Linked DNA regions of Mus musculus: region 1 is linked to region 2. A link is a loop called in an ENCODE intact Hi-C map of the cell type or tissue named here. Cell type or tissue: left cerebral cortex. All regions are shown on one strand. Links, peaks and the distances in the headings refer to the core of each region. The heading gives the core; the rest is flanking DNA.

Region 1 (15,826 bases), core at 4,107-12,106, 170 kb before region 2:
GCTCTTGACTCTAGCTGCATATGTATCAAAAGATGGCCTAGTTGGCCATCACTGGAAAGAGAGGCCCATTGGACACGCAAACTTTATATGCCCCAGTACAGGGGAATGCCAGGGCCAAAAAAAATGGGAATGGGTGGGTAGGGAAGTGGGGGGGGGGTATGGAGGACTTTTGGGATAGCATTCTAAATGTAATTGAGGAAAATACGTAATAATAAAAAATATTTTAAAAAATGAAGCAACAACAAAAAATACCAAGTGTATGCTCTATCATCTATGCATGCTCCTTCATATATGTATGCTCCATCATCTATACTCCATCATATGTATGCTCCATCATATATGTATGCTCCATTATATATATATGCTCCATCATGTGTTTGCTCCATCATCTATGCATGCTCCATCATCTATGCATGCTCCATCATCTATGTATGCTCCATCATCTATGCATGCTCCATCATATATGTATGTTCTATCATATATGTTCTATCATATATGTATGCTCCATCATATATGTGTGCTCTATCATATATGTATGCTCCATCATGCATGCTCCATCATATAGACTTTTGGAGACAATTCTTTCTGAGTAGCAGGTAGTAGTGGGTAGTAGGATTCCTGAGTTCAATTCCCAGCAACTACATGGTGGCTCACAACCATTTATAATGGGATCTGATGCCCTCTTCTGGTGTGTCTGAAGACAGGGACAGACAGTGTACTCACACAAATAAACAAACAAGTACATCTTAAAAAAATCTTTCTTCGTGCCGTGTGTGTGGTTCCCATCCAGAATCCAGCACTCTGGAGGCTGAGGCAGCAGGCTAGAGCAGACATTTGAGGCCACCCTGGACCACAGTGGGAGTTAAAGACTTGCCTGGGTTATATATAGCAAGGCCCCATCTCAAAAAACAACAATAACGTTTTTTTTTTAAAGGATGGGGTGGGGTTGGGTGAGAAGGGACAGCCACTGCTGTCTGAGTCCCTCAGCGCTGTCAGATTGCTAAGTCAGCTTTTCCAGCAGATGGCTCAAACAGAGAGGGCATTGGGGGACAGGCACTTATTTCCATTCGGCACGCATGGTCTGCCTGAGACCTCTCTGTCCTCTGGGCACAGCTTCTGACAATTTGGAAAGACTCAGGAAATGAACTAGAATTTTTTAAATTCCCTCCTCTTCCTTTTCCAAGTCAGAGATGCCTTCCTGAAAGAGACAAAACAAAAGACCTGTGACTGCCTTCCGATGGAGAGGCTCATTCTGTATGGTGGGCTCAGGATGGCCCTCCTGGTGGACGTGTAGGAGAGGCATAGGCCATAGGAAGAGGCAGTGGGGGCCCGGAGACAGCTGTGGGCACTGAACACTCAGACAGTGACAGATATGCATCCTCACGTGTGTGAGAGCCCAGTCCACCTGCAAGGAGACAGACACATTTGTCAGCATGTGGTTGGCTATTTGGGGCTTCTAGGTGTTTGTGTGTGACTTGTGACATTTTGAGGGATTGTTATTAATAACATGTCTGGCAGGACAGGGGCCGAGAACATTTCCTTTGATGACAGCAGAGGCTGGCCACCACCCCCGTGCTGGACACAATACCCAACTCTGAGGCCAGTCTGTTCTCTCTGTTGGGGGAGGGGGACACTTTCTATTGATGCGTCTCAGGCACCAATTTGCAGGGACAAGGGGCCAGCATTTACCAGTGGCTGTCTGCACCTCTGCCAGGTAGTGATAGTGCCACAGACTCCCCCAGGAGACATTCCTTTACTGTCATCACAATGAAGGATGTTTTCCTGAACCATCTTCAGAAGACCCCCTCCCCTTTTCGTTTGACAGTAAATATAATTAGTAAGAGGCTGACTGATTACCAGCGATTCCTATCCTGAAGTTCAGATGAAATACACGCTGATCTGTTTTTGCTGTTTGCTGACCACGTGTCCACACCAGCCTTCAGGAGTGACTTTTATTTTGGCTTTTTTTTTTTTTTTTTTTTTTTTTTTTGGTTTTTCGAGACAGGGTTTCTCTGTATAGCCCTGGCTGTCCTGGAACTCACTTTGTAGACCAGGCTGGCCTCGAACTCAGAAATCCGCTCTGCCTCCCAAGTGCTGGGATTAAAGGCGTTTGCCACCACCGCCCGGCTGTGACTTTTATTTTGAAGCAGTCCCAAGAACCAAGGGACAGGTGTGCCTTTCAGCCCTCACAGCTGCCTGAGACTCAGTTCTCCCAATGTTCTTGACTTTGGCAGTGCCAAATAGCCCCGGGAGATGTGTGGTTCAGGCTGAGGCCAGCTTCCCTTAGGGCCAGGGTATGGTTGACGTAATAAAGAGGCGACCACTGCTATTACTGCTGGCTCTGAGCCATGACACTGTGAGGGGCTCCTATGTACCTGCAGGGTCAGATCTGTCTGTCCCAGGCTGGCAGCCAAGACCAACTGCCTTCGTTGCCAGATCCCTGCTGGGGAGCCTGGCATGCAACTGTAGGTCCTCATGCGTGTGAGGGGCACTGGTGGGTCACTCAGCCTGCAGCTCCTCTCTCTGATTCAAAGCAAGGCTGGTTATTTGGAGATCACTGTCCAGCTGTGGAGAACATGCTTTCTGTGGAGAGTGTGAACGCATGCACAGCCCATGGCCAGATTCTGGGATGAGAGCCCAGCCAGTGGGCTTGGCTACACGGGAGAAGCCGTTGCACCTCCCTGGGGGCAGGCAGTGGTAACCATAGGGCTGGCTGGCCTGGCCTTCTCTGGCCTGGATCAAATGCAGCAGGCGTCATCCGAGCCTTGAGCACCTTTCCCCAAGTTGCTCAAAGTGTTTTCCAAGCAAGCAGTTGTTTCCTCACACCGTGAGAAGTAGGTGGGGAGACAAGACAGTCTTTGTCCCTGTCTTTCAGATGGGGAAATTGGAAAGCTTGCCTGGCCTGGTGGGGAGGCCAAGGGAGGGAGAAGGCACTGTCCCGCCCAAGGCTCTGGAGTGCAGAGGGCTGGGGCCAACTGTGCCCAGTCACCAGTTCCTGTAGGGAGAACAGTGTGAATGGGAACCACTCATCAGTTGCTGAAGTGTAGACAGGGTGTATGGGGAAGGAGGCTAGGGGCGAGAGAGACACAGAGTCTCTCTCTACACCAGGAGGCCTCAGAAGATCTTTCTGGGCCCTTTAGCCCTCAGTGCTATCATAGGCTACTGGTGACGTCAGGGTACCCTGTCCTCCTTGGTTTGTTTGAAGCTCCTGGGGGTTAACAGAGATGTTTTGAGGGCCTCATCCTGTCTCAGGAATGATTCCAGGCACAGGGAACATACTGGTGAGTGGGCCATGTATGGCCTTGCCACTACAGTGCTCACTGGAGACCCAGTGGAGAGTAGTACACACCATAAGGATGATAAAAATGGAAAAGACTGGCCTGGAGAGATGGCTCAGTGGGTGAGAAAGCTACTGTGTATGAGGGCCAGAGTTCGAGTCCCACATACCCACATAAAAAGCCAAGGGTGATTGTGTGTGGCTATAACCTTGTTGTTGTGGAAAGCTGAGGCAGAAGGATTTCTTGAGTTTGTAGGCAGGTTGCCTGTCTCGGGAGAGGAAGATGAAGAGCAACAGAACAGGACACCAAGTGTCCTCCTGTGGTTTCTGCACAAATGAATGATCACAGGCACCCCAACACATGTGCACACCATACACATACACCCCACTCACACACCCTACGCTTGCATACAGTCTGCGCTCACACACATAGGCATGGCTCTGTCACACAGGGAGCAGAGGGAAGGGAGAAAGGAATAACTTCAGACAGAGGCTCAGAGATGGATGAGGTTAGCCAGACCTGGGAAAGAACAACAGCAGGTGCAGAAATTCTGAGAAGGAAAGGAAGTAGCCTGCCCAAAGGCCAGGGAGGCGATCACCGCTCTTAGATGGCAGTGAGAGATGGCCTGAGGGCTGTGAGAAGAGCCCTGGTAAAGCAGGGAGAACCTGGTGTCACGGGTATGTAGGATTGTGACTGCAAGGACCAGGGAGGATGGAGGATGGACAGGGAGGATGGAGGATGGACTGGGGAGGATGGAGGAAGGACAGGGAGGATGGAGGATGGACAGGGAGGGTGGAGGATGGACTGGGGAGGATGGAGGATGGACAGGGAGGATGGAGGATGGACAGGGAGGATGGAGGATGGACTGGGGAGGATGGAGGATGGACAGGGAGGATGGAGGAAGGACAGGGAGGATGGAGGAAGGACCGGGGAGGATGGAGGATGGACAGGGAGGATGGAGGAAGGACTGGGGAGGATAGAGGAAGGACCAGGGAGGGTGGAGGATGGACAGGGAGGATGGAGGATGGACTGGAGAGGATGGAGGATGGACAGGGAGGATGGAGGAAGGACGGGGGAGGATGGAGGAAGGACCGGGGAGGATGGAGGATGGACAGGGAGGATGGAGGTGATGTGAGCATCAGGCTTTGCTGGGAGGTAGCACTAGTAAGCTTTGCTCATGGGCATGGCCATGAGGAAGAGGAGAAGGAATGAGTTTGGAGGATTTACTTGGGCTGGAAGGTTGGCCTGTAAATGGAGATTGAAAAGATTTGGGGAGGGGTGAGAATACGTAAGAGGAGACAAAGAAGCTCACTTGGAGCTGGAGCTAAGGCTCAGTCAGTGCAGTGCTTACCTTGCAAGTAAAATGGACTGGGTTTTATTCCCCAGAACCCATGCAATAAAAGCTGGGTGTAGTGATGTGCATACTTACAATCCCATTGCTGGAATGGGCAGGGGCAGGTGGATTTCCTGGAGCTCACTGGCTAGCCAGCCTCTTTTACTTGGTCACTTCCAGGCCAGTGAGAGGTCCTGTCTCAAAAAAAAAAAAAAAAAAAAAAAAAAAAATAACCAGCAAGCAAACAAACAAAAATGTAGATAGTGCTTGAGGATTGACCCTCAAAACTGTCTCTTAGCTTTCATATATGCACATGTACACACACATCCAAGACACTGTATGCACTTGCATGCCCCCCACATAGAGGCATGTGCACACCCCTCCTTCCCCCCCCCCCAGGCATGTGCACCCCACCACACACAAGCAATTTCTTCTGAAAAGAGTCTGAAAGAAGAATGTGTGCCTGAGGGTAAACAGCAGCTGGCTGACCCAAGAGGCTCTCTTTTGACCACACAAGTGGCATCCTGTATTGTGTAGTGTTTCAGAAGCAGCAGGGTGACATACAACACACCCGTAATTGTAGCAATTGAGAGGCTGAGGCAGGAGGCTCACAAATTTTGAGGCCAGCCTAGGCTACATGGGAGAGTGTCTAAAGAAGAAGTGCATCAGAAAAGGCCCACCTCAGGGCTAACCTGCACCATCAGGGCTAACCTGCACCATCTCCTTGGAGGGCCAGCTCAGAGCTAATTCACAGCATGAATTTCAGCTCTGCTCCTCCAGGCCATTATGTGGGGGCAGGAGATGAACTCATGTGTCATGTGTGTGCACATGTGCAGTGATTTCCCAGTGACTCAGTGGAAAGCTGTAGTGTTGGATGGAGAGGTTTGCTTACTGACAGACTGACAATGCTGTTAGCAGGTGGCCATTGTGGATAAAGGCTCAGAGGTTCCCTTCTTATGACCAATCTTTCCACAGAGCGGATCCATTCCCGTGAATAGGGATGGCTTCCATGACCATATTCCATTTCCTTCACTCTGCACCTCATAAGGCTTGGGGTGCTGCTCAGTGGTCTCATGCTTGCCAGGAATGTGCAGGGCTCTGGGATCCATCCCCAGTGAATGCGCGCATGCGCATGCATGAGAGAGAGAGAGAGAGACAGAGAGAGACAGAGAGAGACAGGGAGAGAGAGAGAGACAGAGAGAGACAGAGAGAGAGGAGAGAGAAAGACAGCGAGAGAGACAAAGAGAGAGACAGGGAGCGATATGGAGAGAGACAGACTCCTAGTACTCCTGCTAGAGAGAGACAGGCAGAGACAGACAGACACACAGAAGGAGACAGAGATAGACAGACACAGAGAGAGACAGACACACAGAAGGAGACAGAGATAGACAGACACAGAGAGAGACAGACACAGAGAGACAGATAGACAGAGTGTCCTAGCATCTCCTGCTAGAGAGACAGAGACAGACACAGAGAGAGACAGACACAGAGACAGACAGACAGAGACAGAGAGAGAGAGAGAGAGACAGAGAGACAGACACACAGAGAGGCAGAGAGAAATACAGAGAGACAGAGAGAGAGAGAGAGTGTCCTAGTACCTCCTGCTAGAGAAAGAGACAGACACACAGAGAGAGGGGCAGGCAGGCAGGCAGGCAGACAGACAGACAGATAGACAGACATACATACAGACATATAGACACAGAGAGACAGACAGACACACAGAGACAGAGAGAGACACAGAGACAGACAGGCAGGCAGGCAGGCAGAATCTCCTTGCACCTTCTGCTATTATTGGCAATGACTCCACTCGATGCAGGAGTGAACAGAGGGTAAGTCAGAGTCACACAGTGTGGGGACAGCTCTTAGCTTCTGCCTGCAGGCTTTCCCAGGCCTCAGCTGTCAGGCCTTCGGTGGCAGCGGGCCAGAGTGGTTCCAGGCACCTGGACAGGAGTTTGGTAAGCTGGAGGTGCTGCAACCCTCTGAGCTCCTGGGAACCAGCTCTGTGCTCGCAGAGCCACGTTGCGACGTGACTAATGGGTGAGAGGGTTGAGACTGAAAGCCATTACTTCACCAGTGGGAATCAAGGTCATTTGTCATCTTAGGAAGCACGGGGAACAGTGACACTTGAGAGGGAAGGGAGGTACCTACTTCTGAGTCCAAAACTCAATGTGGTCTGGCGCTTGTCCCATGCGGCAGGGAGCAGGGACACTTCTAGGAAGAAGAATGTGCAAGGTGGCCGGGTCAGGAACCAGAGTGAAGGAACCTGACTGTGCTGCTGTAAGCCTTCCTCAGGAAAGAGACCCAGTCCACAGGAGCTGCCTGGAGACCATTGGCTGAGGGCTCCTGGACACTGTGAAGGTTACTTGAGGGGAACAGGTTAACACCAAGCTTCTAGAGAGTCCGCAGGCATGGCTTCTCTTTCTAGCCTGGCAGGCTTGCTGTTACAGTTTGCATGTGAACTGCCCCCAGGTTCATGAATTTACACACTTGGTCTCTAACTGGTAGTGCTGTTTTTATGAGACCTTTGGGACCTAGGGACTAGCAGATGTAGGTTGCTGCTAATTGGACCGAAGAGGCTGGACTGAAGGTTGCAGGCTGGCCGTGCCTTCTATCCAGTTCTCTACTTCCTGATTTCCCAAGATGTGAGCAAGCTGTCTCATGCTTCTGTCACCACACACAGGAGCCGCGCACCCACGTGCTAGGGCTCAGAGGGAGAACCCTCATGGGCGACTCCTAGAGGCTAACTGTTGCCCACACTTGGGCAAGTGTATACTGTGTTCAATGGGCTAAGACAGCACTTCCCACCTGCAAACCAGGCCTTCCATCATGACTGCCCCTTGGGCTCTCAGCATCAGCCCTGAGCTATTCCTGGGATCTGTACATCATTCATGTCTGTCAGCTTCCCCTGACCCCGTTCTTGCTGTGTGTCCTCAATGGTGCACTAATGTGATTGGATGTGTAGATTCTATTGCTTGCTTCTAATGTTTCTTCTCGCAGAGAGGCAAGTTCTGCGAGGGACAAAATCTTGCCTGATTTAGGTTGTAGGTTCACATCCTGAGGACAGAGATCATCTTTTATCTATCTATCTATCTATCTATCTATCTATCTATCTATCTATCTATCTATCCTTTGGATGAATGGATCTATGTGTGGGTGCCAGGAAACTGCTGGGGTAGACCAGGAGGCCCAGACCACACGTGAGTGGATGCCATGTAAGGGTCCTCTCACAAAGTGCCTGAAACTCTTATAGGGTGGACTTCCTGGTGTCTTACAGACTCCTTCTGGGCTTGAACAGGAGGTGCCTCTTGAGGGCTACAGTGCTGTCTGGTAAAGGAGTGGGATTGGTGGATGAGTAAACAGGACCGGCCAAAAGGTCGGGAGTAACTCAGCCTCAGAAACTGCACGTGTCGTAGAAATGGAGGAGCCAGGAATGTGTTTTGCACTGATGTCAACCTGCTGCACGGCGCCACACCTGCTTCCCGACCCAGGAGCGTGGGAATGAGAAAAGAGTGGCTTGTTTTGGTAGAGGTGGAGCATGCTCACTCCCTGACTCAGAGCCGGGAGGTACTCTGGGCCCTGCAACAGCCTGGGGACTGTGGTAAGTCAGCTTGGGCTCCTGGCCCTTCCCTGTCAGATGCTCCAGTGAGCAGCTTGTTGGGGCAAGTGTGCTTTCTGCATGGGACAGCTTCCCTTTTGTCCAGGTGTTTTCCTCGACTTTAAGGTGCAGGGATTGCCTTCTGCATTAGAATAGAATCAGGACCAAGAGGCTGGACAAAGAACTCCCGGCTTTGGCTCTCAGGACACCTCCTGCCCTTTTGGCTTCTGGTCCGCACAACTTCATCCTCCAAGGGTGTCAGGATTGTGTTCCCCACACTTTCTTCTTCCTTCCCTTCCCACAGCCTTGGGCTACTCTGCTAAGAGGCTGTGATTTCTGAGACCCCTATCGGCAGAATCTGAGGCTGCATAGAGATGCTGTCTCCTCTGAAGCTCTCCAAGCACCCTTGTTTTTCAGTCCACAGAAGTATGGCCTCGTATTCATGCATTTTAATGGAAACCCAAAGGCTTGAAGGGCTAGTCTTGGCTCTCAGTGACCAGTTTATCACTGGTGCCAAGTGACATGCAGGTCTCTCTTTGGAGTTCCTAGAAGAGACTATGAGGTTGGCAAGGCAACCCAGTGGGTAAAGGTTCTTATTTCCAAGCCTGGTGGCCTGAGTCCAACCTCTGAGGCCCAAGTGGTAAAAGGAGAGAACCAATTCCGGAAAGCCGTCTTCTAATCGCCACATGTGGGCCCACATTATGTATGCACACACATAAGGAAAATTTGAAAATATGATAAAAATTTAAAAAAAGGATTTGAAGATGTACTCAGAACAAATTTATTAAAGTTAGAGAGAGAGGGAGGGAGGGAGGGAGAGAGAGAGAGAGAGAGAGAGGAGAAGCATACTTGAAAACACCAGCTTGGCCAGTGAAGAGGGGAGACAGAGAACAAGTCAGGCCTTTGCATTTAGGCATGGCGATCAGAGGAGCAGGAGGGAGGTACAGAGTGTGGAGGGAAGCATATGAGTGCTGAGCCACGGACCTGAGCTCAGAGGGACCCAGTGTGTCCCAGGCTTGTGTGTCCAAGAGCAAAGGATTGCACCAGGGACACACGATTAGAGACAGAAATAGAGAAAGCTTATGAGAAAAAGAAAAACAGGGCAGGAGAGAGGAGGGCTCAGTGGTTAAGAGCACTGGCTGCTCATTAGAGGACCAGGGTTTGAGTCCCAGCACACACATGGCAGCACCCAACCATCTGTAACTTTAGGCTAACTGATGCCCCTTTCTGGCTTCTGTGGGCACTGCATGCCTGTGCATGCAGGCAAAGCACCCATGCACATAAAACAAATAAATCTTAAGTTTTTTTGGTTGTTGTTGTTGTTTAAAGAAAAAAAGGTAAAAACAGGTAGTGAGTTCAAGACCAGCCTGCTCTACATAATGAGTTCCAGGCTAGCTGATTGGTTACACAGATAGACCTTGCTTCAAAAAACTAAAATAAATGAGTAGAAGGGAAGGAAGGGAGGGAGGAAGAAGGGAAGGAAGAAAGGAAAGAAGGGAGAAAGGGACGATGAAGGGAGGGAGGAAGGAAGGGAGAAAGGAAGGAAGGGAGGGAGGAAGGAAGGGAGGGAGGAAGGAAGGGAGGGAGGAAGGAAGGAAAGAATGGGTGTGAGATGGTGAGCTGAGGGAAGAACCCAGAATATGTGGGGCCATATTACCCCTGACCCTTTTCAGGTGATTTACGTAACACCTGACTCTCCCAAGTTTGCATGCAGCAGGCTTTCTTTGTGAGTGCTGTGTATGTTGGAAGGACTTCCAGAACTCCTCTGCAGGCTGGAGTCTGTCATGTGTAATCTTGGGGCTTTTGCTGATCTCTCCCAAGATTACCTAAGTACACTGCCTGTATACCTGGTACCACCTTCTTCTCCTTCTCCTTCTCCTTCTCCTTCTCCTTCTCCTTCTCCTTCTCCTTCTCCTTCTCCTTCTCCTTCTCCTTCTCCTTCTCCTTCTCCTTCTCCTTCTCCTTCTCCTCCTCCTCCTCCTCCTCCTCCTCCTCCTCCTCCTCCTCCTCCTCCTCCTCCTCCTTCTCCTCCTCCTCCTCCTCCTCCTCTTCCTCTTCTCCCTCCTCCTCTCCCTCCTCCTCTCCCTCCTCCTCCTCTCCCTCCTCCTCCTCCTCCCCCTCCCCCCTCCTCCACCTTCTTCTTCTTCTTCTTCTTCTTCTTCTTCTTCTTCTTCTTCTTCTTCTTCTTCTGATTTATTTATTATTATATGTAAGTACATTGTAGGTGTCTTTAGACACACCAGAAGAGGGCATCAGATCCCATTACAGGTGGTTGTGAGCCACCATGTGGTTTCTGGGATTTGAACTCAGGATCTCCGGAAGAGCAGTCAGTGATCTCAACTGCTGAGCCATCTCTCCAGCCCCTATTTTTTAGTTTTACATGTTACATTTGTCTACATGTATGTGCACTCTGTGTATGCATTACTCACGGTGGCCAGGAGAGGGTATCGTATCCCTGGAAACTGGAGTTGCAGATAGTTGTGAACAGTAAGGAACTTGAGTCCTTTGTGAGTGCAGCAAGTGCACCTGACAGCTAAGCCATCTGTCCAGCCCCACCTTGTGTCTCCTTAAGAACCTTGTTCCTGTGGAGTAATGGACTAAAAGCACATCAGCACATCCATCACCTTGGATTTAACCTGCCAACTGACATTTCTGTAACTCTCCAGTTGGTCAGGTGAGCACTTTGATTCCTGAGCCCTTTTTGTTTGTTTTGTTTTATTTTTGTTTTTTTTTTCTTTCTTTCTTTCTTTTTTTTTTTTTTTTTTTTGAGACAGGGTTTCTCTCTCTGTCTGCCCTAGGACTCACTCTGAAGGTCAGGCTGGCCACTTGCCTCTGTCTTCTGAGTGCTGGGATTAAAGGCATGCACCACCACTGCCTAACCAATACCCGAGTCTTTAAAATCCTGGATGTGTTTATGTCTTTTTGCCTTTTGATCTTCTAGGCTTGAAATTTCTAAGCATTATCAAAGTCCTCAAAATGACCTCAAAAGTCTGTCTCTAAAAGGATTTTTGCTTGGCTGCACGTGGTGGGGGCTGCTTCTCTGTGGAGAAGCTGTGCTGGCTCCTGTGTTTGTAATGGTGTTTGTAATGGGGCAGAAAGACAGAGCCACAATTCGCCTGCTATGTTTTCCTGAGTTTTGATTGTACTGAACGTTATCTACACCACACACACACACCTCGTACATACGTGCCTATGACAGACTCTCATTTTTTCCTGAATATTTAAGCGTTTCAATATCAAGACCATCTGTGTGATTGCAGAACTGGGTGCTGGATGATGGGCGGGTAGCAAACCCAGCATGTCCCAAACAAGGGGATAATTCACAACCTAAGTGTGGTGTCCTGGAGAGTAGGGACATCACCTTATGTGCCTTAGTTGTTTACTTCTGGGGCTTTCCCATGAGGTAGCTTCACACTATGGGTGGGAATGAGTGTTGGTAAATGAGAGCACTCTGGGGCTAGAGGCTGCTATGTGTGATCCTCTCATACTGTGCATGACAAACATCCGAAGGCAAGACCTACCTTGGTACAGAACAGTTTCTGGTGCACTCCATCACACGTGGTGGATGCTCAGTAAGTGTGCTGAAGTTAGCCTTGGAATAGCTCAGGTACATCCAAAGGAACTTGGTCTTCAGGAACTTCTTACAGCTGATAACAGCCAAAGAGGCACACCAGGCAGGATCCTGGGAACTCTTATATTTCCCTGTATGTGGCTGGAAGACTCTGATAATTGGCCATGTCATATCCTCACACTGATCCCTTGAGTTTCATTTTGCTGAAGGAGATGTGATCTGCTGAGCTTGTGTAGCCAACCCAGCCGACCGTTGGGACCCTGGGGCTCTCCTCGATCTTACCGGCATGCTTGCTTTCAGCCATGTGCAGCTGTGTGATGTGTGTATGTGCAAACAGTAGAGCCCTGTGTGTACACACACTGTTTAGAAAAGCAAACCAAGGTCTGCGGAGGTAGTCCAGTCACGGGCGGCTGAGTGTTTGTCACAAAAGCATGAGAATCAGCATTTTGTCTTCCAAGGCTGATCACTAGCCTCGATGGGCATACACCTAGGTGTACACACACACACATGAACACGGACACACAAGCCACACTGTCTAAAACACTGTGTCCATTGGTCATGGTCAAAGGCAATTGATCTATGTTCCTTCCTACTGGACTGTTGTTTCGGTGATGTCTCAGGTAGGACATGCTCCTACCTGGGGCTTTGGAGTGAGTTCTAGTTTGGCCCAGTACACTGGTCGGCAGCTGCTGGGTGGTTGTGGGAGAAGTTTTGGGATACAGAGTATCAGGACCCCCCAGGTAGCTGTTAGTCACAGCACAGCTGGTGGCATGACAGCTCCTTGAGTTCTTGTGGTCACTAGCTGTGCTGCGAATGGAATAGTGTAGCACTAGGCACTCAGCAAAAAAAAGAAAAAAAAAAAAAAAAAAAAAAGGATCCCACACAGCTGCCAGCCTCCACGGAACTTGTCCTGGATGCTGGTCTGACTTTGCCCCGAAGCCAGATGGGGGGTTAACTTTTCCTCTCTTCAGCTGACAAGGTTAGTCATTGCTGACACCCGAGTCTTTCTCATTTTCCAGAACAATCCCTATAAACAGGTCATGAGATATGTCACATGTTTGGTGCCAAATTCCTTTGCTGATACGTGTTTGTATTTTGCATATTCAGGTGGTTCAAAGGCTGGCCTCCCTCCTGTGAATGCGCACCCCTAGGTGCTTCCTCTGTTGGTTGTAACCTTTGCTCCCAAGCCTTTCTTTATCCAGGGTGAACTTTACTCTTTTACCTATCCGTCTACCTCCCACCTCAATTATCACCAAACCCTTTCCAAAGCAGGTGTTCTGCTAAGTCCAGGGGCGTAAAGCAAATGGAGTTTATAAGAAGCAAGCATAGGGCAGTGCTGAGAACTAAGTAGCCTGGACCATCACTGTACTGACAGCTTTCTAAGCAATGTGAGCACCCGGAGCTGCTCAGTCTCCTTCCAAAAGGAAGTGTGTCTTCATGCAGCTGGCCACCAATCAATCAATAGGAAGTACTTAGTATACAAGTATGAAGCACCAAGGGCCTTCTGTCAGACAGGTTATGCCTAGGTGCAAGGCTCGGCACTGGGCCTGATGTATACACCTGTAATCTCAGCAACTCATACAGATTTGTAACAGTTGTGTTCTGTCTGGCTGACTCGGTGAGACCCTGTGTCGAAATTTGAATTTTAGAAAATCTAGAAAGATGTAGCTCAGTAATAGAATGCTTGCCTGTCCTATGCAAGACCCTGTATTCAATCTCCAATACTGAAAAATCAAAACTAAATAAGCAAATAAAAAAATACAAGTATGCTTCTTACAAACTAATGCTAGCATCATAATAGTTTGCATTAAAATGACTTAGTGAAAGGTTTATTTTAAAAAATTATCTTTATTAAAGTGTGTGTATGTGTGTGTGTGTGTGTGTGTGTGTGTGTGTGTGTGTGTGCGCATGTGAGTGCAGGTGCCTTGGAGAAATGTTGGATTCTTTGGAGCCGGAGTTATAGGTGTCTGTGAGCGTCCTGATGTGATTGCTAGGAATCTAATGCTGGTTGGTTCTCTTCAAGTCGCTCAGCCACATCTCCAGTCTTGAGAGCAGTGGTTCTCGACCTGTGGGTTGTGACTCCCCGAGGGGTGTCAAATGACCCTTTAAACAGGGGTCACAAATAAGATATCAGATATTTACATTACGGTTCATAACAGCAGCAGAATTACAGTTATGAAGTAGCAATGAAATAATTTCATGGTTGGGGGTCACCACAACATGAGGAACTGCATTAAAGGGTCGCAGCTTTAGGAAGATTAAGGACCACTACCTCAGAGGAAGATTTCGTCTGGCCAGTTGTAGCAAGCCCAGGACTTTTTTCTTTTTACTCTGTTGTGTGTATTTATTCTATTGTGTGAGCTAGACAGACATTGTACTCAGAGCTACTTCATTCTCTGTCTCTCTTCCTCTTACCCTCACATCTCCTCTTCCCTTCTTCCAACTAATTCTGTGTATGTTCATCGTACTGTGGTTAGACCCAGAGGTTCCCTTTAAAGCCCAGAGAAGAAGTAGAACATTGGCATAAAGTGACCTTAAGTGTAGGACTCTGCCAGAGCCTGTCTCACAAGGTGCCCCACCTGGGTAAACACCATTTGCATATCACTGTGTGGACTACAGCCCTTTCTTTATGGGGACAAGACAGGGCTCTGTTACTCAAACAGGTGGACAAACATCTAGGGAACTCTCAGACCTTGGGCAGCCTGGGAACAGAGGCCATGACCTCAGACCTGAGGCAGGGCTGTGTAGCCTCACCTGCCTGTCTCTGCTGTTGCTGTACACTCTTTGCAGCCCCAATTCCCTTCCCTTCACAGATGACCCCACTTCCAGAAGGCAACCAGATTGGAACTCAGGCTCCTTCTCTTGTCTCACAGATAAAGAAATTTAAGATGGATTCAAAAGAAAACTTGAAAAAATTGTTAGAATTATAGATAGAGGGGCTGGAGAGATGGCTCAGCACTGACTGCTCTTCCAGAGGTCCTGAGTTCAAATCCCAGCAACCACATGATGGCTCACAACCATCCATAATGAGATCGGATGCCCTCTTTTGGTGTGTCTGAAGACAGCTACAGTGTACTTACATATAATAATAAATAAATCTTTTAAAAAAAAGAATTATAGATAGAAAGCCAGCAGGGTCAGTCAGCTGCCACAAGAAGAGGAAAAAGAGGAAATTGTGCTTTTTTTTTGAGTTTGAGGTCAGGAAAGTGGGCAGGTTAAGCAATGGAAATCTTCAAGCAGCTGCTGTGAGGCATCCGTAGGGGGGAGTGTGGGGAGGGAGGGGAGAGAGGGAGGGGAGAGGGAAGGAGGGAGGGAAGGAGGGAAAGAGGGAGGGAGGGAGGGACTTGAAGAGATTGAGATGCCAGGCATAGCCATGTTAAGAAAGAAAAAGTCACTTTCTAAATTAGAACTCAGAAATTGAGCAGGCTTGTCAGTGAGTCTCCACAGCACCTGTAGAAAGAAAGGCAGGGCCTCTGAGAGCTGGCAGGCCTCCCTCAGGTGTGTTGTGTTTCACTGCACTTCCTGGTTATAGAGCCTCTTGAAGTTATAAAACATAATCTTGTCCTTGATTCAAGATGGCTTTGCCTTGCCTGGCAAGGAAGGTTCCTGTGGTTCTCATCATAGGATGTTGTTGGCCACCGACCAGGCCATTTGTGGAGGGGGCTACTGGCCATCAGAGGACAACTTTTGGGAGTTGGTCTCCTCCTTCTACTAGGTGGGTCCTGAGGATGGGCCTCAGGTTGCCAGCTCTGCAGCAAGTGTCTTGTTGGGCTAAGCCATCTCCTCATGTCCTATCTCCTCCCCACCAGAGATCTTTCCATCTTAACCAGAGGAAGATGACATGACTACATACTCTGCCCCAAAAGGCACTCACGGAGCACTTGGCTGCAGTGTTGTGTGTGGGTTTTGTGTTTCGTTTTGCATTGAGAAAAGGTGGCTGAGAAAAGGTGGCTTTAATAGTGGTTGGAGGGTTCTTCAGACACGAATGCCAGGCCTCAGGCAGGGCTCCACACTGCAGCCATTGCTGCTGCTGCTGGGGTTCCCATGAG
Region 2 (15,826 bases), core at 4,478-12,477:
TTGCAAGCAAAGGCTCCCACACATGGCTTTTTTTTTTTTAAAAACAAACAAACAAAAAAAACCAAAAACAAACAAACAAAAATGGGCTCTGGAAATCAACCCAGGTCTTTGTGTTTATACGGCAAACACTTTATGAGCAAGTCTTGGTCCTCTGTTTTGTTCTGCTGGTCTGTTCTTTGTTTTATCCTAAAACAGGATCTCACTCTGCCCTGGCTGGCCTGGAAACTCTGCATGATCCAGCCTGCTCTCAAACTTGTAGCATTCTCTTGCTTTGGCCTCCTGAGTTCTGGGGTTACGGGCGTGAGCCACCATACCTAATGGTACTGGTTGCTTTTGTGCCTTTTCTGTGAGGAGACACCTGGCAGGAGGGTTCACCTTGCACATGAAGTCTTTCCTGTGTTTTTCTTGGATCTCCTGTGGGGAGTGTGCATTCCTTTGTACAGGAGAATTTGCTACTTATTCATGCAACACCAGGCCCCTTAGAGTGAATGCAGCAGACATCAATCTGGGAAAGGGAAGTTGGGGAGGGATGGAGTTTACCAGGTTCTCAAAACAATTCCCCATGCCTGGATTCTTCATTCCCGACCCCTGGAAGAAATGTTAAATAAACGTTGAGCATCTGGTTTACAGTCCGAGTCCAGTCATTCTGTCAGACTCCTCAGCCCGCACACTGCAGGTCATGGAGGCAGTGACGGGAACCAGGACAGGCGGGTGGAACTTCCGCGTGTCCTGTTACAACCATCTTGTAAACACTTGGGAGAACCTGTTGGCTGTTGGAAACCCAGACTCTAAATACTGTTTACTTCTGAATAATTTGTAAATCCTTTCCCAGCTCAGATAACCATAAAGTCCTGCAAAGCACTTTATAAACACTCATTAGAGTCTTACAAAAATCCTTTGAGATCTGCATGATTATCCCCATTTGGCAGGTGAGTAAACTGAGTCACAACAGTTGAAAGATCTGCTCAAAGCCATGCCAGGGGCAGGGGCAGGGCCTGAGCTGGAGCTCAGACTTCTAGACTCCTTCCTCAGCAGGTGAGCTGTTCCATAGAATGTGCTGGATCAGCCACAGCCAGGCTCCTATGGCCAGATCCCTACAGAGCCACTGGGTTCTGTGGGAAACCCTTCTCTTGGTTCCTTGGGATTGACTGAGGCCCTCTGGCTCCCAAGAGCCCATGGGCCAAGGTCAAAGGCTCCACTCTGAAGAAGCAGCTGAGAGAGATGCCTCCAGGTCTCCTCACTCGGCTGCATGGCTTCGGGTGTCTGGTTGGAGTGGCCCCTGAAAAAACCGAGCCAGTTGGGAAGAAAGACTGTGAGCTCAGCTTTTCTGTGTAGAACAGCTCAGAACAACCAGGTCCAGTTAACGCTCTGCATTCTTATCCATATCTTATTTTTCTTTTTAAAAATGATTTACTTTTATTTATGTGTTTGTGTGGGTCTCTGGGTGGATCCGTGCAGGTGCCCAGAGGGTAGAAGAGCGTGTCAGGTCACCTGGAGCTGAGATCAAAGGTGCTTATCAGTCATAAGATGTGGGTGCTGGGAACTGAACTCTGATCCTCTGGAAGAACAGCAAGTGCCCTTAACTGCTTAGCCATCTCTGCAGTCCCTGACTTTCCTACATGAGTGCTTCGGTTCACAGGGAAATGGAAGAGGCTAACTGCTCGCTTAGCCTCTGTCACGGTAAAGGATAAGCATAGGATGCAAGAATGGCTGGAAGGTGTCCCCCCCCCGCCCCTGGACTCTGGGTGTGGGGTGACTGACAAGAAACAGTATAAGGACCCAGTGATCTGATGGTGGTGGAGTGGAGATCTTGGCATGCTACCCTGGTTAGCTGTGGTGCTGTGGGAACACAGGATGATGCCTGAATCGGGGTCTCTCGTTCCCAGGTTACCACTGCACACGACCTTGGCTGTGGTTGCAGCAGCCTGCCCCAGCCTGCTCTGCTTCCTTACTCGTTATCCGAAAGTCCCGAGTTGATTTGTGAGTTTACAGTGACTATTTCAACTCGCCTCTGTCTGGTGTTAGTCATGAGTAAGGATAGCTGTTGGTTTGTGTGTAAGTAAGTAGTCGCCAGATGGGGCATCGGGGGTGGGGAATCCTCCCCCCTTTCCTTAATCCTATGACTGAGAGATGAGCCAGACATGGAGCTGACAAGTACTTGTGAGAACGGCTGGAAAGCCTGGACAGTGGTTAAAGTCTTGGACATTGCTCTCCAGCATCCCTGTCAGGTCACATCATGAGGATGTGCCTTCATCACCATGACATTACAATCCCATTCACTGTAGCTTCACTTTTATGGCCAAGTCAACGTCAACAAGCTTCACCCCATCTCCCTCCAGGTCCCTCATAGCATGTTGCCTCCAGTCCAGGTTCTTTCCCCAGCTTAGAGCTGAAGCAGAGCTCCAGCTCCTGTAGCAGCCAGCACAGAGAGAGGCCCTGCCTGCTGTTGCCCTCCACGCTGCTGGGGCAGGAGTGGTCTTGATCAGGGTATCAGACACTTAGGGAACAGCATTTGTACCTATGCCAGTATCTTCTGAGGAAGCATTTCTTGGGGGGCACCTAGAAGATGATGTAATTAAGCCCAGGGGATCGCTCACTGGGAAAAATACTTCATTTGGAGGAGCAGGTAGTGAATAAGGGACTTATTATGCTTACACTTCCACATCACAACCTATCACTGAGAAAAGTCAGGAAAGGAACCCAAGGCAGAAAACTCGAGGCAGGATCTAAAGCAGAGGCCACAGAGGAGTGTTGCTCATTGGCTAGTTTTGGTAAGGCACTTTCATTGGAAGCTTGAAGACTAGAATTTGTATCCTCAGAGTGCACATAAAGTGTGACATAGCAGCACACCCTTCTGTAATACCACAGCTCCTAGCATGAGATGGGAAGTGGAGATCTGTCCAGAAAGCTTCAGAAACTCATGAGACAGCTATGCTAGTCTATGCATTGGTCAAAAAGAGATACTGGGTAGAAGAGGTTTCGGTTGGCACCTGATGTCGTCCTCTGACCTCTCACAGGTCATATCATCACATACCTGCACACACACACACACACACACACACACACACACACATGCACACGCACACACACACACACACCAGTGCTCACTGTGTCCTGCCTTGTTGGGTCCAGTCTCCCTACCCTCCCTGTGAATAGGGTGTTATGATAACACCTACTTTGCATACAAGACACTAAATCGAGGTGACTTATCCTAGCCACCAGCCCCAGGGGTTATGATCAGACCTCATACTCGCTGTCACTTTGCACAAGTACCTCCTGGAATGATTCCCGAAGGGGGTGTGCATTGACATCCCAGGGGGGGGGAAATGGCAAAATTGCAGATTTTCAGGGTTCTCACCTAGAGAATTTAGCTCAACCTTGCCAGTAAAGAGACTGAGGAGACTGGATAACCAGACAGTATCCCAACAGAGGCTGAGAGACTTTCCTCACATGCACTAAATATATGGAACATGCTGGACCAAGTTCAGGGAGAAACCCCTCCCCCAACACCTGTGTACTTGACAGAGAAGACCCGTTGAGTTGATGCTGATGCTCCTTCCAGCTAAGCTGACTTGGTTTTGGAGTGCTCAGTATAAGCAGTCAAGACCAGTCAGTCGGCGGTCACTTCAAGACAGTATTAGCTGTCACCCCCAACCTTGAGTATCCTGGAAGACAACTTCAGAAGCTGATCTCATCACAGGCTGCTAATAAGGGAGACACTGGGGGAACGTCTGTGCCTCGGTTTTCATTCTATAGGGTGTTTGGGCCATACAAGCCTTTGTGTTCTCAGCTTGGAGAAGATACATTCTACGAACTGTTAAGGTAATGCCACATTTTGTGACACTTAACGGCCACTGGATCTGTTCTGTGATTTTTATAGGTAGTTAAATGTTGAGCCTCTGCTTGGATTCAGATCCCTGGCCAGTGTCAGAAGTTACCATGGCAGCAAACACTATTGTCTTGTCTAGCCACTGTGTTTGTGCCCTGGCACTGGGGGAGGGGCTCTATTCATCCAATGGGATCCAGGCTGATGAAGGTTCTGCATCTTCTTTATGTGTCTTCTAAGATTGTCCTGGGTGCTGATACCCAACAGGGTCACTAAAGATTTGCCCAGGAAGCTCAGTAGGTCGTCAATAGGATTCACCTTGGTCAGACACTCTCCATTGGCCTTCCCCAGGCATCACTGAACTTCAGGAAGGTGATAGAATGGAGCTAGGCTGGGCCAGTGGCACCTGGGAAACAGCTATCCAAGCTTCCTTTGAGCTAGGAGGGTGCAGACAATCTTAAGGAGTCACAAGTGCCACACAAGTCAAAGTACACGGTTCTAAGAGGTTGGTGGCATGACGCCAGAGACATCTCTGAGCTGTTCCCACATGCAAATGCATTCAAGAGGCTGGCTTTCAAACTTTGAATGATGAAACCCAAGTAAGAACAAACAACACATTCACATTGCCCCCATCACATTCACAGCCCCTCCTGCACGTTGACTTTAGCACACCCACCTGGTCCATCTCATGGTTTTGTTCTTTAGCTGTTTGTCTTCAAAACAGCTCCTTAGACTCTAACTGAAACAAGGAAGCCTTCCCAACATGGCTGAAATGAAGAATCAAGGGATAAATGGACATGCTTAGCCTCTGAGAAAAAAAGTGTTGACTTGGATCAACAAAGACCTTGGAAGAAGATACCCCTTGCAGAGAAAGTCTGGGTCCTGAGGCTGCTTCCAGTGAAGGTGATCAAGGCATTGCTTGCCCTTCTTTTACCACAGGTGTAGGGCAACAATCTGCTGGACAGTCAGGATAAGAGCTAGAAAACACAGTTAGTAAAGTACTTGTCTTGCCTCAAGGACTTGAGCTTAATCCTTAGAACCCATGTTAAAGAAGCCACCCATGTGGTGGCTCACACCTGCTTTCCCAGTCCTGAAGAGACAAAGACAGGCTTCCCCAAGCCTTCTTGGTGCAATCCAAGCTAGTGAAAGACCCTGTCTCAAAACCAAACCAAACCAAACCAAACCAAAAGAGGTGGTGGTCTCCAGAACACTTAAGGATTTCTTCTGACCTCCATGTGCACATATGTGTATGCACCCCCCAATGCATTGGAAGGAACACACACACACACACCAGAAAAAGGAACGACCTGGAAGGTTCTGTCTGGAAGATTCTGTCTGCTATTCTCATTGTTAATCTAGAAGCCCAGGTGTGGCTCAGGCTATGTGGAAACACTATCATGGTTAGACTCAGGGAGGAGGCATGGTTGGGCACTCTCTAGTTGACCCTTCCCTAAAGTGTTACAGAGTGGTTTTCCCAGAGTTCCTCCCCACCCCAAAACAAACCCTGTGGGCTCTCTAACCTTTACTGCACAGTGACTCAGTTTCCCCACTGATAAAAAGGGGGACGAGCCTACAGTTCTAAACCTGCCTGTAAAACATACGGAGAGCCTTGAAATAAAGGTGGTTATTTAGGGAGAGTTCAAAGTATTATGTGATTATTTTATTGCTCCTTTTATTCCTGAGATTTTTCTATTTGCTCAGTTTACAAACCCAAGCCAGAGCCATAAAACCACTTTAATGCCCGCGCCTCTTGTTCTCATCATGTAACAACCGCGTATCACTTTGACTCTGAAAGTGTTTAGAACCGAGGTGGAGACGTGCCCAGCGGGAACCTCAGCCGTTTCTGCCAAATGAAGGTCATACTGAACCCTGTAACTGCTGGGATCAGCCTCCCAATGACTACCTTTGCGCCATGATTGAGTTAAAACTGGCAATGAATATGGTCTGAAATACCAACCTATGCTTTGTTTGTTTTTTGTTTGTGGTTTGTCTTTCCTTTTCCTTTACCCTCTCTTCCTTCCTTTGTTTCCTGATCCCCTTTTTTGCCATTTGAGACATAATCTCATTATGGCCCAGACTGGCATGGGCTCACTATGTAGCTTGCATAGATTAGCTTCAGCTTCTCCTAGGCCTGGGGTGTAGGTTCACTATGTAGCTATCCCAGATTAGCTTCAGCTTCTTCTGTATATACCCTCAAACCTTTTTAATTTTGCTTTTTTTGAACAAAAGGGTCTCAGGTGGTCCTGGTTGGCTTTGAACTCAATAGGTAGCTAAAAATGGCCTTGAACTTCCATCCATCCTGCATGTATCTCCCAAGAGATTACAGGCACGCACCACCTTACCCAATTTCCCTCACTCTTCTCCTAGATACAAAGCTGGATCCCACCACAATCCTTTCCCAGTACCATCACCCAAAGCCACAGGAAGCAAGAAGCTGGAAGTTGGAAGAGGCCTTATTGGCTGACCAGCAAGTCAGAGCAGAGTACAGTGGCATGGGGCCCCATTCCCCTGCTTTGAGGGGACACCTGACTCTACATGTGGGCCTGCTGCCCTGAGAGTGTCAGCTCCACCGTTCTCTTGTCTCTGATTCCAGCCTTGGAAGGCAGGGAAGGATGGGGGAACTCTGTCATCTCAAGAAACAGAAGTGGGGCATAGGCTCATTTCTAATGATGGTTCTTTCTTTACTTTAAAAACTAGAACCCATGGTGTCCTGTTAGAAGAGTTACTGCTTGGGTTTAATTTACAGAAATGGGAGTTTCACGGCAGCAGGCTTGTTGCTTTTTCTGATCCCCACTCCCCACTTCCACTCAAAACAAGAACCTTATGACCCCATGTAAAGACAAGAAAGGCGTTGCCTACACCAACAGGAGCTGTCCTCAAGTTCTCGTGCTTGATCTCAGGCATTCAGTGCTGTTCCACAAAACCTACTGTGTGATCCATCTGTAGGACCAGGGAATTCAAGGCCACATCCTGGGCTTGAGAAACTTACAAACACTTTGGGAGGTAGGAGATTCCACCTGGACAAGGCCACTGTATGTCTCACCTCCAGGAATCTCATTTCTAGAATACTGGAGAGTTGCAGTTGGCAGCCTAGAGCCCTTTGGGGCATCACTAACAGTCCCCCTAGAGATCTACCCTCTTCTGCTTGGCAGTATCTTCTGCCATTGGGTCACCACAAGCAAGATTTTGAGCTTATGGTGGCCTCTGTCTGTTCTCATTCTCCTTCCCCGTGGACACTCTCCTGTCTCAGGCTTTTGATTTCTCACATCGGGATCTTGTCAATGTGCTCCTGTCTCAGTTCTCCATCTCCAGCCTGCTTCCTAAGCTGCAACAAGACAGTTGTTGCATCTGGGCCTGATGGTGCCCTCCCTAGCTACCTAGGAGGTTGAGGCAGGAGGTCTGAAACTTCAAGATGCACCTGGGCTATAGAGTGAGTTCAAGGTCACCTTGGATGACTTAGACCCTGGCAAAGCCCAAATCTGACCTCAGAGCCAGTTTCTGATACCACAGAGCTTTGCTGTGAACCACCTCAGCCATTCAGGGGTGCAGTAGTTCTCTTGGTTTTGAAATTCCTTGTTTCTGTTACATTTCAAGTGCCTATCACAAGCTTCTTCCTCTTCCCCAAAGACCCCCAGGAATGGGACCCAGCCTCCATGACCAGGAAGCTCTTCACATTGTTTTGCACACAGAATGTGCCCCATATGTGTAATGGTTTCAGTAAGGGTTTGTCTCTGACCTGCAGAGACTCTGTGGCAACCATGCTAGCAGAGAAACACCCTGGTGGAGTCTGGGGGCTGTCTATGACAGGCAGGAGTGTTGGTCCTGACTCTTGGACTTGCTGCAGGAAGCTGTTGGGTGCTGAGAAATTTCTCTAGGACAGAAATGAGAACCTGAAGGAGGGGTAGCTCTGGAGCCTGGCAGGAGACAGGGTGTGTACAGATACAGCGGAGTGGCCCCAAGGTGTCATCTGCTAGTAGTGGCTTCCTCTAGCCTGGGCTCCCCCTGCTCTCCAGAGGAACCAGAGAATAATACCTACAAGGGAATGAATGAGTCCTGGTCTTAGCTGTGGGAAATTAGAATGAAAAGGGCCACTAAAATCAGGTTTTCTTGCAATGTGCCATGCTTGCGATGCTGTTTTTCACAGTGTTTTTATACAATGTAATGGAACTAAGAGAAAGAAAGGAAAACAAACACAGTCATCAACAACATCAACACATACACCACACATACACATATACACACATGCACACAAATATACACAATGCACATACACATATACACAATGCACATACACATATATACACACATATACCACAATGCACATATACACACATGCACACACACACACACACACACACATGTACACACACATATACACAAACATACACACATACACACATACACACACACACACACACACACACACACACACACACACACACACACGAGCATATAAACACAAATGCATGTCCCCAGCTCTGAGCATGCATGAACTTTAAGGTCTCCCATCCAGCTTTCTGTGCACCTCCTTGCATGGTCAGGTTCCTCTGGCTGACCCCTCTAGCCTCCTAATTCCTCTCCCAGATCCACGGTTTTCCATCCTAATTTTTATGGTGTTTCCCAGGATTAATGGTTAACGTACTCATTTTTCCCCCAAGCTCTCCCTTATCAGCGACTGTTCCGAGTAAAGATTAACTATGCTTAACAGAAGCACATTAATTAATCATCTACAGACTTTGAGCAAATTATTCTTGGTCACCTCCTCCTAAAGGTCTCATCCATTTGCAGCTGACCTTCACCAACACCCGGGTCTAGAGACTCGGGGAAAAAGCCAACCTTAGGAGAACTGATGAGCCGAGGGAGGTCACGAAGTATTGACAGTGGGTGACGCTGCTGTTCTGTGCTTTTTAACTCAGCCACCGTTGTTCCAGGACCCTATAAAAGGACTGGGCTGTGCCTCTTTAAAAAAAAAAATGTTTTGCAAGCCAGGCCTAATCTACGGTACATTCTTTGTTGCTGGGAGACTCGGAGTGGCTGTACAAGCTGTTCTTTCTGGGAATCATAGTTCAAAGTGTCCCGACCCAAACACACATGTTGTCATTGTGCCTGTCCTTTGAGTGGGGCTGGGACATCCGACTTAGCAAACCTCTCCTGAGCAAGCAGGCCCAGCAGCCAGGATCCACAGCCAGCAGGGTGGCTCCAGGCTCCCACTGCAGGGAGGGGCCTCCTAAAATGAGGTGGAGGCTTCTGCCCAGGGAGCTGAAGGAGGAAGAGGAGGGGAGAGAGGAGGGGTGTTTCCATAAGGGTCTCTCCTGGCACGGGGCTGCAACAGTTGAGCCCAGGTTGTGCCCAGGTTGCAGATGGAGTGTGGCCAGCGCAGTCAAGTGTCCAGAGGAGCATTGTGGGAAAAGGCCTTCATCCACTCTGCACTGGAGTAGCTGCAGAGCCCCGTGAGGGGAAAGCCAGGCCTGGGTCCAAATTCCTGCTCTGTTTGGCTCGCTCTCCTTCCTCCTTGGAGAAGACCGGAGTGGAAGGGAGAGGTCGTTCAGAGGGGGACCAAGGCCTGGAGCCTGCCAGACTTATTAGGAAAGATGTTGTCGGGGTCTTGGCAAGCTTTCTCCATCGTCCCGCCCCAGCATGACTGGTTCCTGTCACCCTGGCTGACTCCAGCCAGCCCAAGTGCCTCGCTGCCCCACATTCAAACATTTCCACATTAGGCCACCACCGGCACGCCTCCCTGGCAGTGTGGGAGGCGCCTGCTGACCCGGGGTGGCCTCGCCTGCCCTGCCTCCCCTGCAGGTACAATTGCTCTTTTCTGGGTCAGCCTTGTGATCTGGTGTCCAGGCACTTGGCAGAATTTAGCAAATGTTCCTCAGGGCTCTGTTTCTTGGTTACACTATTCACACTGACACCCTTGGGACTGTGGGGGAAGGGGACCGCTGTCTCCATCTCCTGTCCTGCCCTGGTTAGAGAGCCGGGTTGCCCAATCTGCTCTCTCTTGGAGGAGGTGGGAGGCTTTACCTCCTTTGTGGATCTTTAGCCCCTTCCCTTCCCGTTGGCCTGACCTCTCTTTTGGACCCTGAGCTGGAGGAGAGGTTACTATTCATGACGTACAACCACATATGGGCTTGTGCAGCCAGACGTGGCAGCCTCGAGCCCACGTGACTCAGAGCAGTTGAATCACAGCCGCACCAAATGGAGCTGGACAACTGTGCCAGCCGCAGGGTGGATTTCGAAGAGTTCCTTTAGAAAAAAAAAAAAGTGAGCGGTCTCACCTGTTCAAGCAATAATATTCCAGAGGAAGTGTGTTCCAGTAAAATATGATCTAAAAATAAATTGCACCTGTGCGTTTTGACCTTTATAAACATGGCTACTAGAAAATGCCATCTATGTGATGGGTGTCATATTTCAGTCGGACAGCACTGCCTGACAACTGTCTCCACAGTAGTGTGGTTTCTTCCAGGCATGTGGCCTGCTGAGGGCTGGTTCTAACCCCACCCCACCCCATCCCCCAGGTCTCCCTGCTTGCTGGCAGCTATAGGCTTCTCTTCCCACTGGGCATGCTCCCTCCCTGCTTTCTCCGTGGCTTCTGGCTGCTCTTCAGAGCCCAGGGTTAGTGCCCCCATATAGGAAGCATCCTCATCCACACAACCACAAAAGGTTTTGTCCACTTGGCTGTCACCAGGATAGTCTGTTGTCGAGGGCAGTATCCAGAGTGGAGCATACAGGACTACATGTACGCTCACCACACATGGGTGAATGACCCACAGGCCAGAGCAAACCCAAATAGGACTAGAAGCTGGTCTTATTTATGTTTCCACTGTGGGAGGCAATAAATTATTAACCTGAGTCAGGATATTTTGGTTGCTGTAGGGAGCGCCTGCTTGGTACTACTTAAAAACAATCAGGGGTGGGATGGGGTGAGGTGGGGTGTTGAGATGGCTAGGGAGTAAAGCCATTTGCTGTCAAGGCCAATGAGCTGACTTTGGTCCCCAGAACTCCAAGGTCAAAGGATAGACTCACCTCCTACAAGCTGTTTTCTGACCTCCACACACATGGAGTGACAAGCATGCCCTGTATATAAATATGTGTAAGGCAAGAATTGGAAATATTTTTTTGGAAAAATTTCCTTTATAATAAGCAAATATTTTGGGGGGCTGGGGGCTGGGCAACAGCTCTCCATATAGTCCTTCTTCACATCGAACTTGCTCATTTTCCCGTCTCTGGCTCTTGAGCTAGTATTATAGGTGCACACCAGGAACTTTAGCATCCAGCCAGGAACGTTAAATCAAAACAAATTCCCCATAGCACAGATTCACTCTCTGGGACACTCTTCAACCCGTATGAAGGGAACGACACCGTGTCTCACACACTTGGCCTGTGGAACTCATCATCAGAATCCCAATCAGTCTGTGTGGGATACCCACACAGACCTTGAAGACTTGAAAGTACACACACACACACACACACACACACACACACAATAAGTGTGGAAAATATCTCAAATACAAATAAAATAACTGCTTGAATGATGAAATCCTATATTTGAGGTCTGTTGGGCTGTGCATATCATTAAACCTAACCTCGCATGTTTCTTTTTCTAGTACAGCTTCTAGAAAAATCTTACTGAACACACATGGCTCATGTTATATTTCTGTGGGAAAGGACTGAGAGCCAAGGAGACGGCTCAGTCATAAGACGTTTGCCATGTGAGCATGAAGACCTGAATTCAACCCCAGAACCTGGCAGAGTGTGGGCTTCGGTAACTCCAGAGCAGGAAGAGTGGGGAAGGGAGGGTTCCCTAGGGCGTGCTGGTCAAGCACCCAGGCTGGTCACAGGTGGTACCTGCAGATGACCTGTGGCTCCACACCTGTGCACATCCACTCTGTGTGAATGGAAGCACACGCACATGATTGCTCTGGAGGGACAGAGCTTTGTTTACTTTGAGACATTTACAGATGCATCTGAACATTCCAACTGGGTTTTTAATGGTTTAGAAACCCCAGAGCTTTAACTCGAGTCTTCCTGCCAGAATGCCCATACAGTCAGTTGCATTGGGTTCTGATTCGGGTTCTGACATTATCCAGGAGACCCACCTTGACCTACCCTCTCCAGAAATGGCCCAAACAGGCCTCTGGGGGAACTCCCAGGCTCTGCAGGGACTTGTTGGGGAGTAATTACAGTGGGCAGACCCTTCTGCTTACACGCTTAGTCATAATTACTTACCCAAGCGGCACCAACAGTGTGATGGGAGCTTAGCTGAACAGAGAGAAGGCTCAGCAGGCACATCACCTTGAGCTTGACCCGTCAGCCAGATTTCACGGCACCTGCTGGTTTAGCCTGAGGGCTGTGATTCATTCTCGGGAAAGGAGCTGCAGACATGCTCTCCTCCAGAACCCTGTTCTCTCTGCTCGCTCCCCTCTTTTGAAGGAAGAAATAGAGGCGTCTGTGTGCTCCGGCTGCCTCTGAGGGGCTGATCCTTTGATGTGCACACATATGCAAAAATATTAAAATATGTGTTGTAATGCACTGGGGTGTTTTGTTTTTGTTTTGTTTTGTTTGTTTGTTTGTTTGTGCCTTGGACACAGGGTCATAAATTAATGTCTTCCCTTAGCAGAGGTCCTTTCCCAGAGAAGGGACCCCTTTCTGGAGGATGATTGCAAAACAGTGAGTGACCAGACATCCCTAACTTTGCTTACAGCCTCTATACACACACACACACACACACACACACACACACACACACACACACACACACACATATGTACACAAACATGCACACAAACTCAAGCACACAATATACATACAAACACACACACACAAATACACAGACACACACACATGCACACACACATATGTACACAAACATGCACACAAACTCAAGCACACAACACACACAAATACACACACACACACACACACACACACACACACAAATGCAGCCAGGAAGAAGAGACAGAATGTGTGCTAACGGAGAGAAAAACTAGGGCCTTTTCATGAGGTCAAGTGACTTCTGAGGCTGCATCAGCTGGCCAGGTGCACAACCAATTTACTTGTTTCCTTGGCAGCAGCTAAAAGTATCTGACAAATAATGGAGCCCCAAGTCCTATAAGTAAAATCCCATTTATCTTGGGAATTAAAAAAAAATACAGCAACCGTGATGGAAAATTCCCAGTGGGGTCCATTTGTTCCTTCCTGTGGGTCTTGGCTCCATTTCTCTGGGAAGACACACTTGTAAATCTGTGCTTTTTGAGGTGGGAGATGGAAACTAAATGTCTTTAAGATGTGTTGCTGGGAGGACTGGAAACAGGAAGCAAACTGGAATTGTGGCCTGTGGGGACAGATGGTGGATGTCAGAGGATGCGTACACTGAACATGTGCCCCATGCCAGTTGTGTTCCCTGCCAGCCACCTCCCAGAGCCCCAGATCTTGATAAAGTCCCATGGAAACTAAGCTTCTCTTTGGAACTCCTTGGGTCTGGATTATTTTCTCAACTTAAATTGTGCTTTGTATGGTTACCTTCAGTATGCTTTTCTGTTTGGGGGATATTTTCATACTGCTTTACTTAAAAAGAAATCAGAACACCTTGACTTTAAAAAGGTCTATTTATCCAAACAAGGTGCCAAGGGCATGAACAGAGGCACCTCAGTAGTTCATGTGTCAACCCCTCATACTTCTTCCGTGTGCCAAAAAGTACTGGAGAAGGAAGGGGAGGAGGGAGGATAGACTCAAAGAAGGAAAGAAGGGGTGGAGGAAGCAATGGAGGGAGGGAGGAAAAGACAGAGGGAGGGAGGGAGGGAGGGAGGGAGAGAGGGAGGGAGAGAGGGAGGGAGGGAGGAAAGAAGGAAGAAAAACTTTGTTGTGTGGCATCTAAAATTGTATTGCTGTTGTTGTGTGGTGTGTGGTATGTGTGTGCACATGTATATACAGGTGTGCTTCCATGTGCACATGGAGATCAGGTGTCCGCACGTCATGTGTCTTTCTTTTTTCTCAATTGCTTCTCCATCTTATTTTTGAGGCAGCAGTCTCTCACCTAAGCTGGGCTAGATTAGGCTCACCTGCCATGGAGCCCCTGGGATAGACCCGCCTCTGCCCCACACCTTGGGGATCAGAGGCACACTGGCATGCTGCACTTTGTTGTGAATCTGAATTCGGGTACAGCAAGCTCTTCTCCTATAGAACCAGCTCCCCTGCCCCAGCAGTTAAATATCTCTGGCACTCTGCCTGGCCTCTGTGTCCCAATAGAAAGAAGACACACCATAAAATAAAGTGTGCAGGTGTGTGTGTGTGTCTGTAGGACAGGGAGTGGGGGAAATGTGCAAAGGCAGGGGTTTGCCTGCAAGGTACCTCTACCATCTTGGGTGAAGACTCTCTTTGTGGTCTCTTGCAGCTACATGGTCTGAAGTAACAGACATACCCCGCTTTCCCAAAGTCACAGAACTGTGTTAGAAGGACACTGGGGGACTCTCAAGGAAGTTCTTCAGCACCTTTGCTAGGCATAGATTCGACAGCCGTTGAACACAGGAGCCTCCCATGTGGTGAATAAACGGAGACACCGAAACAGCTCTGGTAGCCATTTTAATTCCTTGTGGGGTCTGAATTACCCAGGCCCACCCACTGATCCTCATAGCTTTCCTGGAAATGTCCCTGTCCTCCCTTTCTTCTGTTCCAGTGACTTTTAGCAGAGTTGTGGTATAGGGAGAAGAGCTAACCTGAGGAATGACTCCTGCTCAGTAGAGATGTATCTGTCACAGTGACCAGTTTCTCTGCACTAGTGCCCAGCCTGGAGCCTGCTCTCCAGAAATCATGGTGATAGGCCCAGTCTGCAGCCAGCTGACTTCCTGGTCCCTGAGTACTGCAGGTCACCTATTCCTCATCTTGAGGATGTGTAGACTGAGGCCCACAGTCATTAGACAACCTGCCTGAAGTCACTGAGCCAATTATCATCAGAGCCACAGACACTGGCTCCCCATCGACTCTCCCACTCTACTCTTCCAAATGTCTTGACAGGCTGATCTTCAAGGCCAGTGGAGGAGCTCCCTTGTGTAGGAGACTCAACTTTGAGGTTAGCATATCCAGAGATTTGATCATGTGCCGAATCATAAAAGATGTCTAGGTTTTTCCCTGAGTTTCCAGAAGGGAGTCTCTTCTTTGAACTGGGAGGCCATGCCTGCTGAGGCAGTGAACTAGAGAGAGATGGTTCAGCCTCTTGAAGCCTTCTCTCACAGCTGACTCATTAACCCTGTACGTGACTTCAAAGCCTGTGAATGGCTGTTAGCTTGGAAGGGGGCCATGGTGGGAGAGTTTGTGCCACAGAAACTGGTAGGAGCTGCAGCCAAGGCTTGATTCCCCACCACCATTACCACCACATATATGCTGCCCTGAGAGCTGACCTACAGCCCGCTGTCCACTCTGTGGAGACCCCAGCTATTAGGCACTGTCCCTTATGAAGGGGTGGCTCTGCCATATGAAAACCTGTAGCAATTTCTCCACAGAGCTGTGTAGGTAGGAGACTGTGCATAAAAGAGGAAGAAGAGGGGGAGGGGAGAGAGATGGAGGTGAAGAAATGGAAATTAGAGAAGGAAGGGAGGAGGAGGAGGAGGAGGAGGGATGGAGGGACTGGGGAGCTGGATCAGCAGGTAAAGTGGTGTTCTGCAAGCATGAAGACTAATGTCCGCACCCATGTGAAAGTCTGGCCACCCCCCCCCCCACACTTCCCAGCCTCCCCCCCGTGTTTCTCCATCCACAGCATCTCCACACACAGGCAGAACACTTTTCTGCCTCAGGGCCTTTGCTTGCACCCTGATCTCTTTGATCTCACAGCCGGAGTGCAGCTTTCTAGAAGGGCAGACTTTGTCCTGTCTCAGCTCAAAGGGTTTCCTGCAACAGTCACTTTATCTGTAATCATCTGTCCGGTATCTCTTTTCATCTTCCATCCTTTTTTTTTCTTTATTCTGGTCGGTTTTCAACAGTGTCCATAATGAGTGAGCTGGACATGAA

What was found. Peaks named below come from ENCODE experiments on the same cell type or tissue, not always from the same donor. Only the 100,000 strongest peaks of a DNase experiment are listed, where the experiment ranks them.
Region 1: it touches region 2 in a loop (2.3-fold over the local background); 4 of 42 quality-filtered maps call a loop at or near these places.

The regions. Positions count from the first base shown.
Region 1 is chr8:126,900,418-126,916,243 of GRCm38, reverse strand. It overlaps Gm31718 (a long non-coding RNA gene), which reads left to right and starts at 7,874. Exons shown (of 8, transcript XR_879375.3): 1 at 7,874-8,209. In left cerebral cortex, for the core only: CTCF peaks have their summits at 7,330, 8,552 and 10,624 (motif pointing right); DNase peaks (open chromatin) are centred at 7,289 and 8,685; H3K27ac peaks cover 481 bases.
Region 2 is chr8:126,729,741-126,745,566 of GRCm38, reverse strand. Gm31603 (a long non-coding RNA gene) reads left to right here and starts at 15,817. Exons shown (of 3, transcript XR_388211.3): 1 at 15,817-15,826. In left cerebral cortex, for the core only: a CTCF peak has its summit at 8,724; DNase peaks (open chromatin) are centred at 9,421, 9,957, 11,667, 12,131 and 1 more place; H3K27ac peaks cover 1,953 bases.